Regions from separate parts of the Homo sapiens genome. Here region 2 is linked to region 1. A link is a loop called in an ENCODE intact Hi-C map of the cell type or tissue named here. Cell type or tissue: HepG2. All regions are shown on one strand. Each heading gives the region's core, and the rest is flanking DNA. Links, peaks and the distances in the headings are about the cores only.

The links. A loop is a pair of places that touch in the nucleus more often than their neighbours do. Peaks named below come from ENCODE experiments on the same cell type or tissue, not always from the same donor. Only the 100,000 strongest peaks of a DNase experiment are listed, where the experiment ranks them.
Region 2: it touches region 1 in a loop (16-fold over the local background); 4 of 110 quality-filtered maps call a loop at or near these places.

What each region holds. Positions count from the first base shown.
Region 1 is chr17:46,979,787-46,991,643 of GRCh38, reverse strand. LOC101927060 (a long non-coding RNA gene) reads left to right here. Exons shown (of 9, transcript XR_243711.6): 8 at 5,683-5,842; 9 at 7,575-8,858. It also overlaps a transcript of LRRC37A2 not described here. Among named protein-coding and RNA genes, the nearest start is that of RPRML, 6.5 kb to the right of the region's middle. In HepG2, for the core only: no CTCF peak of the experiment used is centred there; DNase peaks (open chromatin) are centred at 6,553 and 8,823.
Region 2 is chr17:46,908,781-46,920,637 of GRCh38, reverse strand. It overlaps LINC01974 (long intergenic non-protein coding RNA 1974), which reads left to right and starts at 7,837. Exons shown (of 3, transcript NR_184096.1): 1 at 7,837-8,056; 2 at 9,052-9,194; 3 at 10,472-10,896. GOSR2-DT (GOSR2 divergent transcript) reads left to right here. Exons shown (of 3, transcript NR_186460.1): 2 at 3,365-3,473; 3 at 3,807-3,881. LOC112268191 (a long non-coding RNA gene) reads right to left here and starts at 7,811. Exons shown (of 2, transcript XR_002958114.2): 1 at 7,683-7,811; 2 at 5,122-5,526. It also overlaps a transcript of LRRC37A2 not described here. In HepG2, for the core only: no CTCF peak of the experiment used is centred there; no DNase peak of the experiment used is centred there; H3K27me3 peaks cover 2,356 bases.

The DNA of each region.
Region 1 (11,857 bases), core at 2,519-10,518:
TTTATTTTATTTTATTTTATTTTATTTTTTTGAGATGGAGTTTTGCTCTTGTTGCCCAAGCTGGAGTGCAATGGTGCAATCTCAGCCCACTGGGTTCAAGCAATTCTCCTGCCTCAGCGTCCTGAGTAGCTGGGATTACAGGGGTGCACCACCACACCCGGCTAATTTTTTGTATTTTTGATAGAGATGGGGTTTCACCATGTTGGCCAGGCTGGTCTCGAACTCTTGACCTCAGGTGATCCACCCACCTCGGCCTCCCAAAGTCCTGGGATTACAGGCGTGAACCACCGTGCCTGGCCTATACTGTTTCTTTTTAGAAGTAGGACCCTTCTTTAAATGAAACTTAATAAGGCTCATGTAAGCAACAGATAAGAAGTCATTCTGTTGGCATATTTTATAAATTCAAATATGCAGTATTTAGAAGACCAGTTAGGGGTCTTCTAGACCAGTTAGACATCATCTCAAGATGACATCTCAGAAGATGATGACTATAGTTTTAAATCAGCCTCAGTACCAGTGACATTCAAATCAAAGTTTTGCAGAACTAGCAAAGCACCTCTGTAGAACCCCACGGTTCCACCAGGAACATAATTTGAAAACCATTGCAATGGGATAAATTCCTGGAAGTGGAATTGCTGGAGCAAAGGGCCTGAACCTTTTAAAAGCAGTCTGTGGCCAGGTGTGGTGGCTCACACCTGTAATCCCAATACTTTGGGAGGCCAAGGCGGGAGGATTGCTTGAGGCCAAGAGTTCAAGATCAGCCTGGACAACATGGTGAAACCCTGTCTCTACCAAATATATGAAAATTAGCTGGGTGTGGTGGTGCATGCCTGTAATCTCAGCTTCTTGGGAGGCTGAGGCATGAGAATTGCTTGAATCCAGGAGGTGGAGGTTGCAGTGAGCCGAGATCGTGCCACTGCACTCTAGCCTGGGCGACATAACAAGACTCTATCTTAAGAAAAAAAAAAAGCATTTTGTGTGTGTTGTCAAATTGTCCTACAGAAAGAGAGAAATAAACGTGTTTCTAATACTCAAATGAGTGTGAACACCTTCCTGCATCCAGCTGGCCTTGACAGGTGAATGCCCTGGACACTGGTTCCTGGTGTGGTGTGAACCATGTCCTTCCCTTGTCTTACCCCTTACAACGACTGGGGGAAGATCCTTCAAGATTCTCACATTGTACATGCTCAACAAAGCTTTCAACAACATCAATAGTGTGATCACTTTATTCTTGACTTAAGGACATTGGCAAAGATCTTTATGATATGTTATCAGGTGAATTACATAGGACCCTTTGTGTAACTGATAAAAAGTTATCTTGAGGTAGCTGAAGCCATAAAGGGGGATTTAATTTAATACCTTATGTCACCAGACTACAGGAGCGTCCAGGGTTCTAAAAGTTGGGGCTTTCTTTCACTATTGTTTTGACTCTTCTGTGTCTGGGACTTCACCCTTTCTGCCGCAGATAGGTTTTCTCTATCTTTCCACTGTGGAGAGGAATATAATAGGCCTGCGTCCCTATAGCCTTGTCACTGGACAGAACAGAGCTCTTTTCCACCACCTCCGTGTAGAAATTCTCAGGGAAGATTTCAGATTGGCCCACTTTGGCTTATCTTTTAATTATTCCTTATGGTGTAACAACCCCAAAACGGAATGGCTTAACAATAACCATTTAATTATTTCTCATGATTCTGTGGGGTTTTGGGCTCAGCTGCAGAGCTCTGCTGGTCTCGCTCTGTCATTCATGGGACAGGAGTGCCCAAAATAGTTTCCCTAAATGTCAGGCACCGTGGCGAGGATGGCTGAAAGCTAGAAACTTGCCCTGTTCACACGCTGTCTCTAAATAGCCAGCTTGGGCTTCTTGGCATGGCAGCTGGGTCCCAAAAGTGAGTGTTTGAAGAGGACCAGCCCCATTGTGCAAGCGCTCACCAAGCCTCTGCTTACATTACGCTTTCAGTTGTCCCACTGGCCAAAGCCAATCACATAGCCAAGCCCAGCATCACTGTGGGAGTGACGATACAAGGGTATGATACCTGGGGTCAGGGACCCTGGTGGCCACCAACCAGCCTGTCGTGGGTCACATCCCTGTCCCTGAGCTAATCATCAAGGTCAGGCAGAAGAGTACTAAGATTGGCTCAGCCTCAATCATGCATCCCCTTATATCTGGGGGGCAGGGGAAGCCTAATTGGCAGGTCCCACCTTAACTGGTTGGGATGGGGAAGAGCGATTCCTCAAAAGAAAGCAGATGATGTTTAGAGCAGACAAAACAAGGGGCAAGATGTCTTTACAATTCTGAGCACAACTTAGCCAGAGCCAACCTGCCTTGTGCTTGTGTCCCGCCGTGGGATCTGTTCGAAGGGGGTAGTCCCCAGCAGTTGTCCTGACCTGAATATGTTTCTATTTCCTGCCTTCACAGACCCTGAAGCAGGTGACAGGAGTCCCTACAACACGTTCTGTCCTTCACCGGAAAGGCATCTGACTAGCATGCCTACTCAAAAGTCCTCCACCTTGCAGAATCTGCATGGAGTCCTTGGCTATGCTAGCAGAGTCTGAAAATGATTTCCTATGCTCGAGCAGGGGTTGGCATTGCTAAACTGCTGAGGGACAGAGTGAAACACTCATTTCCTGTGTTCTGTTGACCTGCGTCCACAGTGTCCCCTCTGGGTGCCCCCCACATGTTATGTCTTCCTCTATTCGCACCTTCTCACCGTTTATCATTATCTAGTTTCTTTACTTGTCTTCCTCTCCAGACTGAGCTCCTTGAAGGCAGGGACTGGCTTTCACTGTGATTCCCTAGCACTTAGCTGGACACAGAAGATGCTCAGTACGTGTTCAGTGAATGGGTGAACAAGCTGATGACTTCTAAACCTTTATCTCCAGCCCCAGGGTGCCTAAGTTCCCCGGCCATGCCTCCAACTGTCTGCCTGACACTGTCACGTGCACATCCCACGGTCACCTCAGACTCATCATGTTCAACCCTGAGCCCCTCAACTCCACCTTGGCCTGACCACTCCGCCCACTTGTTCACTCCCAGTGAAGGCCAGAAATCTGGGAACCATTCCTCAGATTCACAGGCTCCAGAATCCCCTCCCACTTTCCATCTCCTCTTTCCCTGCCTTTGTTCACCTGCATCATTGCCTTTTTAAAAAAATGACATGAAATACACATAACATAAAATTAACAGTTTGAAAGTGAACAATGTCTTGGCAATTTTGGCAATTTGTGCATTCACAATGTCCATCACCACTTCCAAAACATTTCAGCACTCCAAAAGGAAACCTTGTACCCATCAAGCAGTTGCTCCCCAACTCACCTCTCTCCCCAGCCCCAGCAACCACCAATCTTGGTTCTCTCTTTGGATTTACCTTTTCTGGGTATTTCATACAAATGGAATCATACAGTATATGTTATTTTTTGAGTCTGGCTTCTTGCACTTAACATAATGCATTTGTTTGTTTGTTTGTTTGTTTTTTGAGACAGTCTTGCTCTAGTTGCCCAGGCTGGAGTGCAGTGATGCAATCTCGGCTCACTGCAACATCCACCTCCCAAGTTCAAGCGATTGTCCTACCTCAGCCTCCCGAGTAGCTGGGACTATAGGCGTGTGCCACCATGCCTGGCTAATTTTTGTATTTTTAGTAGAGACACGGTTTCCCTGTGTTGGCCAGGCTGGTCCCAAACTCCTGACCTCAGGTGATCTGCCTGCCTCAGCCTCCCAAAGTGCTGGGATTACAGGCATGAGCCACAGCACCCGGACTTAACGTAATGTTTCTGAAGTTCATCCACATTATTAAAGTATGTGTAAGTATATGCTATAAGGTTTATAGCATGCACACATACTTCACTCCTTCCTATGAATAATATTCCATTGTATGGATAAACCACATTTTGCTTATCCCTTCATCTAGTGATAAATAGCTGGGCTGTTTCTACCTTTTGGCTGTTGTGAATAGTGCTGCTATAAACATGCATGTGTGTATATTTGCTGGAGTGCCAGTTTTCAGTTCTTTGGGTATATACTTAGAGTGGGGTCACTCATCGGGGCCTTTTGCCTTGTCTATTGCAGTAGCCCCCAAACCGGCCTCCTAGAGCCAGTGCACTCTGTCCTCCATATGGTTGCAAGAGTCTTCACCATTTTCCTTTCTTTTTCAAAAAATATAATTTTTTTCTTATTGTAAACTCTATTGTCAAATTTTTTAATGCGAAAAAAGAGTTGTTTTATTTTTAATCTGGGGAAATGTAAATGCCAGGCTGATCGTGTGTCTCCCCTGTGTTTTGGATGAAGTCCTGAGCGTCCTGGCGCCCACATGCCTCTTTAGCCATCTCTTCTGATGTTCTTCCTCACCGCCTCCCCATGCCTGTTCCCCTGCAGCTACAGTTATTATTATTATTATTGTTATTTTTGAGATGGAGTCTCACTCTGTTGCCCAGGCTGGAGTGCAGTGGCACCATATTGGCTCACTGCAACCTCCGCCTCCCGAGTTCAAGCGATTTTCCTTCCTCAGCCTCCTGAGTAGCTGGGATTATAGGCATGCACCACCACGCTTGGCTAATTTTTGTATTTTTAGTAGAGACGGGCCACCGTGTCAGCCAGGCTGGTCTTGAACCCCTGACCTCAAATGATCCGCCCACCTCGGCCTCCCAAAGTGCTGGGATTACAGGTGTGAGCCACCCCCCCTGGCCTGCAACTATAGTTATGCACTCCGCCAGCCTCTGAGCCACTGCACATGCTATTCCTCTGTGGGACTGCCCTTCCTGCCCTTCCAGTCTGATCTGTCCCACTTACCTTCTCTGACTCAGCTCTCCTTGTGACTGTTCCCCCCAGCAGGTCACACATACCTGAAAGTGGCCAGGATCACTGTGTCCAGGACAGAAGGAAAAGGAAGACGCACATAGGATGCAGTTAGGTTTCACTGATTGACCATAAGCAGCACTGGTTTTACCTCTCACTTCTCCGCGGTCTCAGATAGTCCCCACAGTGTCTAAGCTAAATAGGGAACCACCAACCCACCCAAGCTCCGTCATTAGGAGTTGGCATCTTGCTACATTCCCTTGTTGTGACGGCTGGCAGTGAAGCTTGTGAACAAATGGGCAACCCATAAGGAGCTTTCTCTTCCTTTTTCCTTCCTCCAGGCTTGTTTTTTCTACTCGGGAAGCCAGATGCTTTAGAGCTTAATTACACCCTACAGTTGGAAGCGCAGAATGTCAGAGCTGTAAAGGAAGGACCTTATTATAAATAATAGTTACTAGCATTTATTGAGCACTTACTCTGTGCCAGGCACTGCGCCAGGCCCGTTTCCAGGCATTACCTCATTTAACCTTCCCAACAATTCTAGGAGGCAGTTACCATCATCATCATCCCTGGTCTATAGGGAAGGAAACTTAGGCTTGGGGAGGCTTCGGGGCACTTCCTAAACTGTGCTAAATGGTACATAGTGGCACAAAATATTAGTCGGTGTTGGCAAAAAAGGATTCCATTGATAAATGCTGAATCCCGCATCCCCCCCTTGCCCCACCCCCAGGGAAATTCACAATGTACATCCACATACTAAAGGTCCTGAGAAGTCCTATAGCAATGAAATCTGTTTAGGTCAATGTCTACTCTGTTGCAGACCTCGCAGAACTATTTATCCAAAGAGCACAGTTTGGAGAACGTAGGTATTAACCAACTTTCTCATTTTACAGATTAGGGTACCAGAGGCCCAGGCAGTACTTTTGGGGTAGACGAGGTACAGACCTTTGGCTCCTCACTGTCTTCAAGCCCACAAGAAGCATAGAGCAGAAGAAGACAGAGGAGGGCCCATCTGGCCCACTACCTGTTCTTGTAAATAAAGCTTTATTGAAGGTATTCTGATTAAGCTCCCATAGTTAATGAATGAGCCAATGGAAGCCCAGAGAGGATGGTTCACTTGTCCAATGTCACACAGTCAATTAGGGGCAGAGGCAGAAGTAGATCACAGATGTCCAAAATCCAGGTATTCTGTTGGGTTGTGAGCTCCATGTCACCTGGGATGCCTGTCTCATTCTCCACTGTGTAGAACTTAGCCAGGCACTGCTCCCTGTCTGCTACTGCATAGACACCCAACCTGCAAGGCATTTCTTTAAATTTTCTTTTTTTTTTTTTTTTGAGATGGAATCTCACTTTGTCTCCCAGGCTGGAGTGCAATGGTGCGATCTTGGCTCACTGCAACCTCCGCCTCCCAGGTTCAAGCAATTCTCTTGCCTCAGCCTCCTGAGTAGCTGGGATTACAGGCGTGCACCACCACGCCCAGCTAATTTTTGTATATTTTAGTAGAGACAGGGTTTCACCATGTTGGTCAGGCTGGTCTCGAACTAGTGACCTCATGATCCACCTGCCTCAGCCTCCCAAAGTGCTGGGATTACAGGCATGGTTGGCCTGAACTGCCTGGGTACTTCCCTCTGCCTTCAACCTCTGTAGGTAAACTGAGCAGGGGCCAACCTCGAAGTCTCTTAGGGGTCAAAGGCTGAACAGGGCAATCCATGTTTATTTCAATTCCGTACCAGATGCAGTAAAATGTCATTAACTTTCCCTCTGCCAATTTGAAACGTGAGATCATTTGGACAGGAACTGGGCAAACAGGCAGCAGGCTACCTTTGCCCATTCCAGGAAAAGCGTGCCAAACAAATGAAGAGTGTAAACCGGGTCCTAGGGGGGTTGTTTAAAACCACTTCAGAAAATAAATGATGTCCAAAGGCTCTTGGGCCTCCCTGAAGTACACTCTCATATAGTGGTCATCTATTTACTTGTTTCTGAAGGTGTCTGGGTGGTTTACAGTTGAATATGCAAATAAAATCATTCTTATCTCTTCATTAAAATGGCTCATACAAAGAACACTTATTGACAAACGTGAACAATTTAAAATCTCTGCAGATTTAAGCATTTTCCTTCTGGCGGGTCCATCCAGCAAGTGATACTAATTAGGAGCTTTTATTAACCTTGAGATCTGGAGGAGGGGGACTTCTTACTGACTCTGGATGGCTCAGGCATGCCAGAGGGCTAAAGGTTCATCTAGAAACAGCTGCAGAGACAGCAGGGCATAAAGCTCCGGGTGGCAGCTCTTCCTGGGGCAGCCGGACTGCCCAGATGGCCCTTCCAGAGCTGGGAAATGCAGACTTGTCCCTGAGGTGGAGGGTAAAAATAGTCCCATGTGGGTGGTGGCTTGGCCCAGAGGCACTGGCTTCCTTTTCTCTAGAGCAGGGGGAGGCAGCCAGTTGACAGACTCACCCTTAGGCTCCTGAGCCCCTCTAAGCCCGGCTCGGGGGAGTCTTTCCCCAACAACGAAGCACTCCCACCCCCAACCCCACCCCCAACACATACACATATGCCAAGTGCTGGAAAGACTTTGAGCTTAGTTGTAGGGTAACTAAGGATTTAAATCCTGGCTGTGCTATTACCAGCTCTGTGACCTGGGACAAGATCCTTTTCCTTTCCAGGCCTCTATTTTCTCATCTGTCAACTTGTTTCTTTCTACAAGTCTTGCTGTGAAGATTAAATAACAATAAGAACTGATGTGTTTCACTCTGTATCCTCACTCTTCTGTCCCTCTCCCTTCCAGCCAGGTGCTCACCTTCTAGCACATTCTTCAAGAGTTACTCTGAGGCAAGCCAGCCGCCATGTCATGAGGACACTCAAGCAGCACCATGGAGAGGTCCGATGGCGAGGAACAGAGGATCCCCCTGCCGACAGCCAATGAGGAACAGGCCTCCTGCCAACAGCCGTGTAAGGGGTCACCTTGGAAGCCAATGGCCCCTCCCTGGTCAGGCTTTTACATGACTGCAGTCCTGGCCAACATCCTGACGGCAACCTCATGAGAGACCTTGAGCCAGAGCCACCCACCTAAGCTGCTTATAGGTTCCTGGCCCTCAGAAATCACATGAGATCATAAATGTTTGCTCAATTTGAGATATTTGTGATGTAGCAATAAATAACAAACACACTTACCTTTCAGGGTTATTATGAGAATTAAGAGTTAATACACATCAAACTACAACCAAACTTGCTGGGACCAGAGGCTCAAGAAAGGGCAGACAGGGCCGGGTGCAGTGGCTCATGCCTGTAATCCCAATACTTTGGGAGGCCGAGGCAGGTGGATCATCTGAGGTCAGGAGTTCGAGACCAGCTGGCCAACATGGTGAAACCCTGTGTCTACTAAAAATACAAAAATTAGCCAGGCATGGTGGCGGACACCTGTAATCCCAGCTACTCGGGAGGCTGAGGCAGGCCTCACTTGAACCTGAGAGCTGGAGGCTGAAGTGAGCAGAGATCATGCCACCGCACTCCAGCCTGGGTGACATAGCGAGACTCCGTCTCAAAAAAAAAAAAAAAAAAAAAAAAAGAAGAAAGGGCAGACAGAAACCACAGAAGGAGGAGTGGTTAGCTAGGTCCAGGCCAGATGGGGTCCTGCTCCTGACGTGGATGGTTCTGGGAGACCAAATATGCAAATAGACAATGGCCAGACCACATATTAAAATAGAACTCTGCCCCCAAACCTACAGCACCAGCCCAGGAAGCCAACGAACAACCCCTGCAGCAATCAGCCCCAAATGGCCAGGACTTGATGGTAACTGACAGCTTCCCTAATTTTGTTCCCACTTTCAATGCAGGACAAACCGGAGAAAGCCAAATATGCTCCCCTAACCAATTACTTAGGATGCCCCTCTTCTAATGAGCCCAACTGTAGCTTTCCTGCACCACCAACAGGACGTACCTGAAGCCTTCTCCTTTTTCCGCTATAAAGCCTTCCCCTCGGCCTGCCTTTGAGTCTCCATGAAAAGCAAGTGACAGTGGCTGCCTCCCTTACTGTAACAAGCTCTGAATAAACAGCCTTTGCTTGCTCTCATTTGAGTGGTCTTTGTTTACATCCACAAGCCCAAGGTCTCTCTCCCCCTTCCTGCTCCCAGGTCAAAGATGTCTTTTTCCCTCCCCAGCACCTCCCCCAGGGATGATGGGAGAGAGGGGGACGGGGATAATGAAGAGCGTGGCTTTGGAACAGGACAGATCTGGGCTGAAATTCTGGCTCTGATGCTTAACTAGCTGCGTGATCTTAAGTAAGTCAATTAAACAGTCAGTGCCGCTGTTTCCTCATGTCAAGGGGACAGTCCAGCAGAACCCAAAGGCTGGTGTGAGAGAATTCAGGGAGGTAATGTATTTAATGCACTGGGCATGTAATAGATGCTTAATAAAGGAAAGGTCAGCCATCATGTCAGCCTCCTCACAACTCGCTGGAGTGGGCAGGGCCCCATTCTGCATCCTCACTCACCCCACCCCTTTCCTTTACATCAGGCAGTCTGACTTCAGCTGGATGCAATCAAGGTACGGACTCCAAGTCCAGGGTATAGCAAAAGCCAGGGGTTGGTTTCAGACAAAGGATATAACTGAGCATTTCTCTACAGAAATCCAATTGGGCCAAAGCAGAGGACAGAATGTTCGGGCCAGACACCTGCTGGACTCCCTGTTCTATCCTGGCTCCAAGGGGTGATCAGGGCAGGGGAGACTCTTGCCCTGAAAACTGCATGCCTTTGCGCCAGGCCAGCTTTCCCAGGACTGAGGAGCTTGAGCCAGGTTGTTTCCCAATCTGGGGTGCCTATGTGTGCCTCAGTTTCTTCATCTTTAAAGTGATAATTTTGCCAGGCACAGTGGCTCACACCTGTAATCCCAACACTTTGGGAGACTGAGGTGGTAGATCATCTGAGCCCAGGAGTTCGAGACCATCCTGGGCAACATAGTGAGACCCTGTCTGAACAAAAAATAAAATAAAAAATTATGGTGGCACATGCCTGTGGGCTCAGCTACTCAGAAAGTTGAGGTAAGGGGATCACTTGAGCCAGGTGATCAGGGCTGTAGTGAGTTGTGATTGCACCACTGCACTCCAGCCTGGGCAACAGAGCGAGATCCTGTCTCAAAATAAAAATAAATAAATAAAATAATAATTTTAATAACTTACCAGGATATACACACATGCTTAATGTTCTAATAATGAGTATCAGGATGGGTATGGGTGTCTTAGTCTGCTTTATGCTGCTATAACAGGATGCTTGTTATAAAGAGGGCAATTTATAAATAGAAATTAATTTCTCACAGTCTAGGAGCTGGGAAGTCCAAGATCGAGTGGCCAGCATCTATCTGGTGAGTGCCTTCTTTCTGCATTAAAACATGGCAGAAGACATCACATGCCAGAAAGAGAAGAGAGAGAAAGAGAAAGAGGGGTGGAACTCATCCTTTTATAAAGAACCCACTCCTGAGACAATGGCACTAATCTATTCATGAGGGTGGTGCCCCTGACCCAAACAATGGCAGCATCTCACCCCACCTCCCAACACCTCCACATTGGGGGTCAAGTTTTCAACAGATGAACTTGGGGAGACATATTCAAACCATAACAGGGAGCAGAGGCTCTGTGATGCCTGTGTGTTGGGGCATCCCGAATCCCTTCACTCCAATTTGCCATGCCCTTTCCATCCCCTTGTCTCCCACTTCACTGTCACCACTGGAATTCAAGTCTCCAGGCAGCATCTTTTGCCTGCATTATTGCAATAACAAAGTGCTTTCTTTACTCTCCTGCAACAATCAAAGCATGCAAATTAACATACGGGTGAGAAACCACCCCTGCCCCCACCCCCCTTCGCTACTCAGGCAAAGACTTTTAAAATAATGATAACAATGTTGGGGGTGGGGAGCCCCCTTTCCCCACAGGGCATGATTGTACACTGGTATATTTCTGGAAAGCAATTTAGTAGGAAGTACTTTTTGATTCTTTTTTTCTTTTTTTATTTTATTTTATTTTATTTTTTTTGAGACGGAGTCTCGCTCTGTCACCCAGGCTGGAGTGCAGTGGCGTGATCTCGGCTCACTGCAAGCTTCACCTCCCGGGTTCACGCCATTCTCCTGCCTCAGCCTCCTGAGTAGCTGGGACTACAGGCGCCCGCCACCACGCCCGGCTAATTTTTTTTTTTTTTTTTGTATTTTTAGTAGAGACAGGGTTTCACGGTGTTAGCCAGGATGGTCTCGATCTCCTGACCTCGTGATCCACCCGCCTCGGCCTCTCAAAGTGCTGGGATTACAGGCGTGAGCCACCGCGCCCGGCCTACTTTTTGATTCTACAGGTCCATTTTTCAAAATACAATCTAAAGAAAAATCAGTTTTGGCACAAATACTTTGTTACAAGGCTCCTTATGGTAATATTGTTTCTGATGAAAGAAAAAAGAAGACAGAAAGAAAGAAAGAAGAAAGAAGAGAAAGAAAGAAGAGAAAGAAGAAGAGAAAGAAAGAAGAAGGAAGGAAGGAGAGAAGGAAAGGGAGAAGGAAGAAGAAGGAAAGAAAAACTCAGACATCCAGCAGGAAGCTTGGTTAAATAAACTGTAGTAGTCCATACCTTAAAATGCCATTCCTTCACTAAAAATGATGTTGTAGCTCAGTAGTTTGTGCATCACGTGGGAACTGTTAGAAATGCACATTCTGGGGCCCCATCCCACATCTGATTCAGAAACTCTTGGGGTTGGTTGGGGTGGGGAGGTTGGGGGCGGGAGGTGGAAGCAATCTGGGTTTTAATAAACCCTCCAAGGCAATTCAGAGCCATAGCTGTAGAGGACCATCGCTAGGGAAAGTTACGCTGTTAAGTGAGGAAAGGTTGGGAGGCAGTAAGCAGGAACGGTGCATCCCCATATCTGTTATCTAGAGAAAGGCACAAATAGAAAAAGTCTGGGAGGAGTTTATACCCAGGTGATAACATCGACACTCTCTAGGAGGCAGATTATAAAGTTTTAGAGTAATTTCGGTAATTCATGTTTTCTAAACTAGTCTACAATGACTATGTTTGTGTAAAAAAGAAAGAAAAAAACA
Region 2 (11,857 bases), core at 1,895-9,894, 70 kb after region 1:
GGGACTGGGTTTGGACACTTCTCTGTCTCCACATAGGCTATCCCGTTTCCATCCTCCAAGCTTATCTACTATTCCTCCCAAGGCAGGAGACATTCTTTTCTTGGACAAGTTGATACTTCTCTTTTCCTGGATCCTGGATCCCACCCAGTTTTGTGTCCCAAGAGACTGTCCACCCATGTACATTCTTTTCCTAAAATTATTTTTTTCACTTTTTCTATAATTGAGCATCTACAATGTACCATGCACAGATACTGGAGATAGGAACACAAGCAAGACACAGCCCTAAAACCTCCCATATCTCTCATGGTCTGTTGGGAGAACTAATCATACCCTCAAGCTACATTATTAAGTAGAATACATGCTACAATTGATACAAAGTACCATTTCCGTGGGAAGGGCAAGAACGGTTCATGGACAAAATAGCATATGAATAAGACCTTCAAGAATCAATAGAATTTTAACAGTGTCTTGTATATACTAACCACTCTGAAAATGTTTATTGTGTCTGCCTGGTAGAGATGAAGAGGAGGGCATTTGAGGCTGAGGGAATAGCTTGAGCAAAGGCAAACAGAAGGAAAGAACATGAATCTCCTCTGGCTGGATTCAGGGTGTTTGGGGCAATAATAGTAGTCGAAGAAAGGTTAGAACGAGATCATAGGAATTTTTTTTTCTTTCTTTCTTTCTTTTTTTTGAGATGGAGTCTCGCTCTGTTGCTCAGGCTGGAATGCAATGGTGCAATCTTGGTTCACTGCAACCTCCGCCTCCTGGGTTCAAGCAATTCTCCTGCCTCAGCCTCCCGAGTAGCTAGGATTACAGGCACCCACCACCACGCCCAGCTAATTTTTGTATTTTTAGTAGAGACAGGGTTTCACCATGTTGGTCAGGCTGGTCTCGAACTCCCGACCTCAGATGATCCACCCGCTTTGGCCTCCAAAGTGCTGGGGTTACAGGCGTGAGCCACTGCGCCTGGCCAGGAAATCTTAAATGTCAGATTGGGTTTTTCTTTATAGATTTTTATTCTGCGGGTAGTTGGAAGCTATCAGAAAAATCTATCAGAGGATAGTAATGTAAAAAATTTCTCAAATAATTTTCATGCCTATGTCTTGTTTTCCTTTGGGTCTCATGGCATCCCTGGGAGGTGGATAAGGCAGATAAGGAAATTGAAGTCCAGAAGATCTCCCTTCTGCCTCTCAGTCTCTTAAGTCTTTATACGTATTTAGGCCTTCCTCTAAATAGAAGAAAATGCCACTCTCCAGCTTACTGCATTTTTAACTTATATCCCATTTTTTCTTTTTCTTGTATGGCTAAACCACTTGGATAATTGATATATACTGCTGATATTCTCTTGGCATGACTTACCCTCCAGCCTCTCCTTCATTTTACTAGAACGTTTTCTAGGCTCACCAGAGTCCACTTGACTTAGTCCATTGGTCTCCTTCCATAAATCATCCTACATTATAGATTCATTGAGCTGATAACTGTGTGTCAAGCACAATGCAAGGGCTGATATACAAAGATGAGTAAGACACCACCTTACCATAGAAGCTCTTTAATATACTGGGAGGTAAACATCTATACAGATAATTAGAATCCTATGTGGTGAGTGTGGGGTACAGTAATTGGGAACTGTGGGATGACAAGGAGGGAACACTTAGCCCAGTTTGGTGACTCAAGAGAGATTCAAAGAGGAGATGATACCTAAACTGAATCTTGGAAGATAAGGCCAGTGGGGAAAACATCCCAGGAAGAGGAAACAGCGTACACAAAAGCAAAGATATATGATGTGCAGGGGAAACTACAAGCAGTTTGAAGTTACTAGAACATAATGCACAAAAAGACAAAGGACAAGGCCAGAAAGGTAGCTTGTGGCCAAGTCAGTCTAAGGAGCTTGGACTTCATTCTGTAGGAGGGAGGGAGCTGCAGTCCAATGACCCTTGTGGTTCAGGGGGAGCTATTTCATTAGTACTTCATTGGTGAGTAGTGCTCTGGGAAATTGTATGTGTGTGTGTGTGTGTGTGTGTGTGTGTGTGTGTGTGTGTGTCTGCCTGCTATATCTCTATCAGGTTGGTGCAAAAATAATTGTGGTTTTGCAATTACTTTTAATGGCAAACCATAATTACTTTTGCACCAACCTAATACCTACATACCTACCTATTTATCTATCACGTTGACAGGACTGTATCTAGGTTTTGTGGAGCCCCAAGCAAATGTTTTTGTGGGCCCAGTCTGTATATGCAATTTGATTAAAAACTGTGTTATAGGCCGGGGGCGGCGGTTCACGCCTGTAATCCCAGCACTTAGTGAGGCCAAGGTGGGCGGATCACGAGGTCAAGAGATCAAGACCTTCCTGGCCAACATGGTGAAACCTCTTCTCTACTAAAAATACAAAAACTAGCTGGGCATGGTGGCACGTGCCTGTAGTCCCAGCTACTCGGGAGGCTGAGGCAGGAGAATTGCTTGAACCCGGGAGGCGGAGGTTGCGGTGAGCTGAGATCGCGCCGCTGCACTCTAGCCTGGGCGACAGAGCGAGATTCCGTATCAAAAAACAAACAAACAAACAAAACTGTGTTATAAAATTCATGGACTCGTGAAGAATAGTGATTTAACAACAAAGATTTAGAATAATTAGTAGAGAAAAGTACTTAGATATTTGTTTATTGTCTAATAAGTGCATGTGAATATTCTTTACAGTGTTCAGGCACCATCGCTTTCTGTCTGGGTCCAGGAACTATCTCTTTATGTTATTGTCAAATGTGCTATTTCTCACTAGTTTCTGGCTACATGAGAAAAGGGGAACAACATTGTTATTCAAATACCATGACTCTTCAGAACCTGTTTGTATTGGCCTATGTAGCTTTCTTTGCCCCTCCAGTTCCTAATGCTATTTATTTAAAGCTGGTACTGCAGAGAGTCCCCACTAGGGCAACGCCAAGCGGAAATGTGGGATTGGAGCCACCACATAGTCTGCAGTAGGGCAGTGCCTAGTGAAGCAGCGGGAATGGAGCCATCTCCAAGACCACAAAACTGTAGTCCTACCAGTATGCAACTCCAGCCTGGGAACTGTAGGCAGGAGACTCAATCCATCAGAGCTGCTGCATGGACCGAGCCTAGAAAGGCTGTAGAGGTGGGACTGCCCAAAGCTTTGGGGAACCAGCCTCCCAGCATGTCCAGGAGTGGGACATGAATCAGAGATTATTCTCTAGCTTTAAGACTTAATGTTGTTTTCCCTGTTGGGTTTTGGACTTACTTGGGACCAGTTACCCTTCTTTTCTTGCCTAGTTCTCACTTTTGGAATGGGAATGTCTATCCTATGCCTGTACCACCATTGTAGTTTGGAAAAAGATAACTTGTTTTGATTTCACAGGCTCACAGCTGGAGGAATTTGCCTTGGGATGAATCATGCCTTGAGTCTCACCTATATCTGATTTAGATGAGACTTTGGACTTCAGGCTTTTGAGTTGATGCTGGATTGAGTTAAGACTTTTGGGACTATTGGGATGGAATGAATACATTTTGCAAGTGAGAAGGACATAAATTTGGCTGGGGGGCAGGGGGAGAATTTTATGCTTTGAATGTGTCCCCCCCAAATTCATATGTTGGAAACTTGGCTGCCATTGTGGCAGTACTGAAAGGTGGGGCCTTTGGGAGGCAATTGGGTCACAAGGACAGAGCCTTCATGAATGGATTGATGTTGTTACTACAGGAGTGGACTCCTGATAAAAGGATAAGTTTGGCTGCCATTGTCTGTCTGTTTCATGTACTAACTTCTGCCTTTCACTTTTCCATCATGGGATGAACTTCACCAGATGACGGTGCCATGCTCTTGGACTTACCAACCTCCAGAACTGTGAGCTGAATAAACGTCTTTTCTTTAAACATTACCCAGTGTGTGGTATTCTATTATGGCAGCAGAAAATAGACTAAGACAGCTGGTTGTGTTGATAATGCCATTTATTTAATGCTGGTTACATCATTACTCATGATGCTGCACAATTCTTCACTCTACGTACAAATACTGGCTTCATAACTCAAAGTTTGTTCCTGTGCTTCTTTAGTGATGACACCAATGGCAAGTTTTGCTTAGAGTATGCAGAAAAATGTGAATAAAATTTCGCCGATCAGAGTTTTATATGTATGTTTACAACAATATATCATCCAACCACATCTTCTCTTGAGTTCTTTAGGCCTTAATCACTGAATTCCTAGAAGGTGATTTCTTTCAGTGTTGACTGCACCCCTGCCTTCCACACACTGAAATCAGTTGTCAGGGGAGGGAGTGGATAGGCTCAGGGCCCATGGGTGGAGCAAGAAGAGAAGTTCCATTCATGTAAGGAACATCTGGCCCTCACCTGGAACAGCTTAAAACCAACCCAGTATCTCATGAGATCACTATATTGATCAGAGGCAAGAGAGGACATTGATTGTAAAAGCTGGTTGGCCTTACAGCATAATGGTCTTGAATGGAGAAGATAGGCGTGGCCACTTCTGGAGGATTGCCTGACATGTGTTGCAAAGCCTTGGAGAGGGGTGAACACCTTGTACCAGCTGGAGGTGGGGTACCCCAGCAGTCAGGTTAAAGGATGCATCCACTCTCATTATTGTGTCATGTCAGAGGTGGCACTGTGGTCATAAATGTGGTGAGAGCCAGGGCATTGACCCACACAGGTGGCTCAACCTCAAGGGTTGGTGGTGAACTGTTAGTAGCCCAGAGTTCTGAACTCATATATCCAATGTGAATCACCCCAAATTAGCCAATCAGTACCATTCTAGTGGCCCAGTATTGTTCAATGCCATAAAATAAATACTGTGCTGGTCAGCAGAAGCAATCTACTTGTCAGGTTGCCCTGGACAACCCCATAGGCATGAGCCCTGAACCGCCTCAGGGCATTTGGCCAACCACACAGATCAAGAGGTGGGTCACAGAGTACTCTGAAGAGAAACCAACTGGGATGATCCCAGCCACTGAAGAGAACTTAGAATATTTCAAGAAGAGCACTCAAAAGTGTGGGGTCCCCTGAGAATCTGGCCTGGGGCCTGAGCTAGGGACCCTGCTTGCCTAGGTCTTAGGGCAAATTGTGTAATAAAATAGAGATGATCTCATATTCTTTGCTACTGCTACCATTGAGAGGTGGAGTCTAGTTTTATTCCCTCTAAACCTGCGCTGGTCTTAATGACTTCCTGGACCAACAGAATATGAAAGAAGTGAAATTCTGGGATTTTCAAGGCCAGGTTATAAGAAGCCCTGCAGCTTCCACTCAGCTTCTTGCAGCACTTACTCTGGGAGCCCCAGCCATCATGGAAGAAGCCCAGCAACCTGAGGCCACCATGCTGGAAAGGCCACGTGTAGGGGCTCCCGTTACCATTCCCAGCTGAGTCCAGTCTTCCAGCCATTCCCACCAAGGCATCATACATGTGGGCAAAGCCATATCGTACCCTCTGTGTCTATCTGTCAGCTGAATCCTACTGTGTGACCTCTGTAGACTCCATCTGAAATAGAATTGCCCAGCTGAGCCTCTGGTTGAATTCCTGTCCCACAAAATCAAGAGATATAGTAAAATGGATGAATTTTAAGCCACTGACTTTTGGGCTAGTTTGTTATGCAGCAATAGATAACCAACCTCAAAGAGTTTCTCATGTAGTTGGGATGAGAGGGTACAGGGCTTATGAAAATATAACAGTGCAAGACAGTGTACGAGTGTGTAATGAGTAGTAAGGACAATTAAGTTCTATCAGAATGCAGGAAAGAAAGATCCCTTTGAATTATTATGACAAAGGAAGACTTTCTAGAGTAGATGTGATTTCAGCTGGACCTTGAACTACAAGGATGTATGGAAAGGCAGGCACAGGGCATTCCTGGCAGGCAGTGAGATAAAGTTGGAATGGGTATAGGTAGACCCAGGAGGCAATCTGTGTGGTTTCTCTTGGCTAAGGCAAAGAGTTTCTTTTCTTTCCTTTTTCTTTTCCTTTTTTTTTTTTTTTTTTTTTTTGAGGTGGAGTCTCGCTCTGCCCCACAGGCTGGAGTACAGTGGCATGATCTAAGCTCACTGCAACCTCCGCCTTCCGGGTTCAAGAGATTTTCCTGCCTCAGCCTCCCGAGTAGCTGGGACTACAGGCATGCACCACTACGCCTGGCTAATTTTTTTGTATTTTTAGTAGAGACAGGGTTGCACCATGTTGGTCAGGCTGGTCTCGAACTCCTGACCTCAGGTGATCCACTTGCCTCGGCCTCCCAAAGTGCCGGGATTACAGGCGTGAGCCACTGCGCCCAGCCGAAATAGGATAATTCTATTATCCCTTCTCTTAAACTATTAGTGGCCCCCCTACTCTCCTGGCCTGGTCACTCCCCTTCCCAGCGCACTTTCGGATTATTTTTCCTCCTGGCCGCCCCGCTATTGTGTCCCACCTGTGCCAATGCTCACATGCCACCTTGCACCGTTGGGGCCAGCTGTGACTATGTCCCACTTCCCTTACTAAAATATGAGAGTGCATCGAGATGCCCACATCATTCTTCAGCCACCCCCTGCACTTTCAATCATCCTTTTCAAAGTTCCCCAAAAGATCTTTCTAAAACACAGAGTAGGCTGGGTGCGGTGGCTCACACCTGTAATCCCAGCACTTTGGGAGGCCGAGGCAAGCGGATCACCCAAAGTCAGGAGTTTGCGACCAGTCTAGCCAACATGGTGAAACCCATCTCTACTAAAAATACAAAAATTAGCCGGGCATGGTGGCACATGTCTGTAGTCCCAACTACTCGGGAGGCTGAGGCAGGAGAATCACTTGAACCCAAGAGGCAGAGGCTGCAGTGAGCCGAGATCGTGCCACTGCACTCCAGCATGGGCGACAGAGTGAGACTCTGTCAAAATAAATAAAAATAAAAAAGTAAAAAATGAAACACAGTTGGTGCCTTGCCATGCTAAGCCTTTTGATGGCACCCTGGTGTCTAGAGAACACAGTAATATCCTCATCGTGGCAGACAGAGCCCTCGGTACTGGCCTCATCCTGGTCATTTCCGCCATCCTAACTAGAATAATTGCAGCTCTCCTCACAAGGTCTTTGTGTCTTCTGGCCTTTGTATGCACTGTTCCCTGTGCTTCAAACACCCTTCCCTCTGTCTCAGGCCTAAGCTATTACTGTTCATTCTTCAAGTCCCATTCTGAATTCACCTTCCTTGGGGCATGGCCCCAACCTCTAGGCTGGGCTAGAACCCCTTCCCCATGCTTCCTTAGCACTGGTGCTCCCTCTCAGCACTCGTCACAGGGGTCCCAGTTGTCCATTCACTAGCCCGAGGGTGGAAGATGTGTCTTACATCCCTGCATTTCCTGGTATCCAGCTCAGTGCCCGGTGTGAGGTAGGTGCTTGTGAAACTTCTGTTGCCTGGAAATGGACTCCGTTTCATTAACTTATTCGCCTAAGTATCCTACCTGCTTGGCATTTCAGAAATCTAGAATTATTTGGAAGTCGGCTTTTAGGCGATTAAAAACTGCCCTTAGCGGTGGAGCCATTCTTGCTGGAAGAGCCGTCACCTGGAATCAGTGCAAAGTGCCAAATACAGTGCCTCCCCTTTAGGCACTGGGACAGCCGTGGCTCGTTCTGTGCTCCCATCCGCCTCATGGGAGGCAGGACAGGCATCACCATGCCAGTTTTCTAGACAAGGACACTAAACTTCAGAGAAATTAACTCACCTGCCTAAGCTGGCCAAGCTTGTTGGTGGCAGAAGGGAACTAGGACCAGGCTGCTGTCATAAACCACCCTCCAGGTAGCTGCTGGATCATCTGGCCTTTGTGACCCAAAGAGGGCCGAGTCACACAGATAAACAGGACACCTCTGATGGCTTCCACTCTGGACAGCAACAATGACCCCAGTCACTCCCACCCCAAAGCCAGGGAAACATCATCTTGTCACCTCTGGATTTCTCCTCACCCCCTTGGGTTAAAGCTGAGCAGACAGGGTGGCACTTCTGAATTCAGAGGCTGCAATGAGCTGAGAAAAACAAGCATCTGTGGCCCCCTCCAGGACCCACCAAGTAGAGGGGATGTTGCCCCGGGTGCTGCAGGAGGTGGGAAGGGGACTCCAAGGAAGTTGTCCTCCCTAGAGAGTCCATCAGCAAATTGTCTCATGTAGCCATAACAGCCAGGAGCAAGGCAGGGAAGGAGGGTTTTGTCTAAGGAAAACCAGTGTATTGTAAACAGGATAAAAGGGGCTGGAAAGCCCCACTTATCACTGACTAATATGTCCCCAGGTCATCGGGGAGCTGGACCCCTACCAGCAGCCCTGAGGAGGGAAAGAATTCCCGATTAACCCCATCACCTGTGAGCTGGGCCAGGGCAAAGGTCTGGCTTTTTCTCTTGCTAAATGATTCCCATGGTCATTAGGCATTCGCAGGGCTCAGCAGCATTTCTAGGAAGCCCTCCCAGACTAGAGAAATGCCTTCTGCACCCGCTGCTCTTTGGGGCCATACGGAGCAGGGAGTAGGTGTGCACATCCTTGGGACAGCAGGAGAGGAGGTGTGAGGAAGGCAGAGGTGGCATGAGGCTAGGGGAAGCTGCAGGGGGAGGATGGTGGTCTTCTGGTCAATCGTGGGTGTGGAACAGACTTGTGTGTCACATCAAGCGATGGGGGTTGGCCTAGTGTAGACTTGAGGGGCTGGCTGAGAGATTGGTCACTCTGGGCTCTCACTAATAATGATCTCATTCATTCCTTACGAGCTCCTCATATCCAGGTATCTTAATTTATATTTATTTATTTTATTTATTTTGAGACGGAGTCTCATTCTGTCACCCAGGCTAGAGTGCAGTGGCGTGATCTCGGCTTACTGCAACCTCTGCCTACCAGTTCAAGCGATTCTCCTGCCTCAGCCTCCTGAGTAGCTGGGACTACAGGCGTGTGCCACCATGCCCGGCTAATTTTTATATTTTTAAGTTGAGACGGGGTTTTACCATGTTGGCCAGACTGGTCTTGAACCCCTGACCTCAGGTGATCCACCCACCTTGGCCTCCCAAAGTGCTGAGATTACAGGCGTGAGCCACAGTGCCCAGCTATCTTAATTTGCAGATGAGAAACAACACTGAGACTCAGCCGGGTTACGTAAAACATCCAAAGCTATGCAGCAGGCTGATGGCCAGCTGAGACCTAAATTTAGGCCTCACTGACTCCTACCTTGGGCATGTAAGCACCAGTTGGATCAGATACACCAGGTCAGTATTGAAGTGTGAAGAGTTCTGAGGGATGCTTGGATCATCTGAGTTCTACTCTCCTCTCAATGTACTTCACCCCTCTGGGGAGCCTTCTTTGGTTATCTCTGTCTCCTTTTGGGACCCCATTTTCCTGGACCATTAAGATGTGGGATAGTAGAAAGAGTTCAGTATTTTTAGACACAAAGCCTGAGTCTGATTCTCCAAGCTGGTCCCTTTGGACACATCAATTAATTCCTCTGAAACTCATTTTCTTTATCTTTAATAAGGAAGCAATACTACCCATTCTATGTACTTCACTGAGTTGAAAGAGAATTAAATGAGAAGGGGCATGAAAGGGCTTTCCATTTTGAGTGTTATTGTCACAGTGATTGTCACAGGTGCTCCTGGCCATTTCCCTCTGCACCCACCTTCCTCTCCAAGCATCCTGCCTTCACATTCACCTGCCTTGGCACCGCCATATGCATGTCATGCTCCTGCTCAGGAACCATCAGTGGCTCCCTGCTCCTGCTTCCTTAGCTTGGAATCGTGCCTTCCCCAGACCAACCCACCTCTACCTCCCAAAGTTGGAGCCTCTGCTTCCCTGCACTGCATGAGCTGACCGTGGGCTCAAGTCATGGATCCTATGCTGGGTGCTCTAATACACTGTGTGTTTTCACACCTGTGTGCCTTTGCTGGCTCCCTGAAGTGATTTGTCCCCGCTTCCAAGCTGGCTCAGATCCCAGCTCCTCCTCCAGCAGCCTTCCCGACCACTCAGCCTGTGGCAGCCTTTCCACTCCCTTGCCTTGATTGTTCTTGGCATTCACCTTGCTGGAGTATTGACTTTCCACACATAATCAGTCTCCAGGTTGGATCATATGCTTCTTGAGGACAAAGAGGTGCATATGTCTTTCCATGAATCTGCTCAACTACTCCAAGCTAGACAGGTGATGGCTAAGAGGACATCTTCAGGAATTACTCCATTTCCATGTGGGGTGAGGATGCCTTACCCCACCGTGAGAGTCACTAGAGCAGCGGCACTCGGAGGATCTGGCACACTGGAGGGCTGAGTAAATATCAGTGAATTGACTCCAGCTGTGTCAGGCCAGTGTGGAAGCGGAGGTTGTTTTTGGCAGGTGGCAAAGAGTGCCAACCCAGGAGAGCGCCACAGGACTTGCCCTGAGCATGCAGGAGATCCTGTATCATCCCGACCCATGCCACTCAATGAGTCCTTGGGGTTTCAAGGGGAGAGTGGGAGATGGGGGTATTGAGTAATTGCCTTCCTGCTCATTTGCCCACAGGGAAACTGAGGCCCAGAAAGGGATGTGATCTGCCCGATTGTGCAGAATTCAGAGCCCAGCTGGAACCTGAATGTCCTGACCCCCCATCCAGTGCCCCCCTTCCTACTCTATGCTGCCTCTCGGGTGACACACACAGCAGCAAGTGAGCCCTGCAGACAGAGACATTCTAGAACCCAGGCCTGGGACCAGTGCTCAGGAGCCATACTCTCAGCTAGATTGCCTTCAGCCTGCCAGGAGGAGGAGCAGCCCAGTCCAGACTGAAAGCCTCCAAGGAGGAAGTTCTACCGGCTTCTCCATGCCTCCAAACCCACTGTACCTTGTGCATTCCATCTGGAATTTTCTTCTGTTGAAAGGAAGGTGCTGGGTGGGAGGAGGAGGGAGAGGATCAGGAAAAATAACTAATAAATACTAGGCTTAATATCTGACACAAGTTTACGTATATAACAAACCTGCACATGTACCCCTGAACTTAAAAGAAAAGTTAAACAAAAAATAAAGGTGCTGTTGCCATGGCCCAAGCCACAGCGTCTAGAGCTGTGCCATCCAATACGCTAGCTGTTAGCCACATGCAGCTCCTGAGTACTTGAAACGTGGCTAGAGCAAATCGAGATGTGATGTCACTGTAAAGCATACACTGGCTTTCGAAGACAGTACAGAAAAAGGTAAAAAGGTAAAATATTAATATGCTTACATTTATGTTTTATGTTGAAACGATATTTTTCATCTGTATTGGATTAAATAAAATGTATTAATTTCCTCTGCTCCTTTTTCCATTTTAAATGTGCCATCTAGAAATTTACAATTAAATACATGGCTCATATTAAATACATGCATCTTCCCAGGCACAGCGGCTCACTCCTGCAATCCCGGCACTTTGGGAAGCGAATGCAGGAGGATTGCTTGAGCCCAGGAGTTCAAGACCAGCCTGGGCAACATAGCGAAACCTCATCTCTACAAAAAAAATTTTAAAAATTAGCCAGGGGTGGTGGTGCATACCTGTGGTCCCAGTTACTTGGGAGCCCGGGAGTTGGAGGCTGCAGTGAGCCATGTATGTGCCACTGCACTCCAGCCTGGGTGACAGAGTGAGACTCATGCTACATTTCTATGGCTCAGGGCTGGTCTGGATTGTAACCTTTGGCCTCTGATGAGACTGCAGGCTCCTGGAAGGCAGAGCTGCCTTGGATGGTACTTCTTCCACCAGACCCACCTCTCCCAGCCTGACAGCCCAGGGCCTCCTCATGCAGATGTACAAAGTGGGTCCCCAGTTTTCCAGACTGAATAGCTCCTCCATTTGGGCTCCTCTGAGGTCCCTCAGATCGAAAGAGTGGATCTCAGAGTGGGGTATGAGGGCAGTCCCAGGTGAGCTTTCTGTTGGAGGTGAATGGG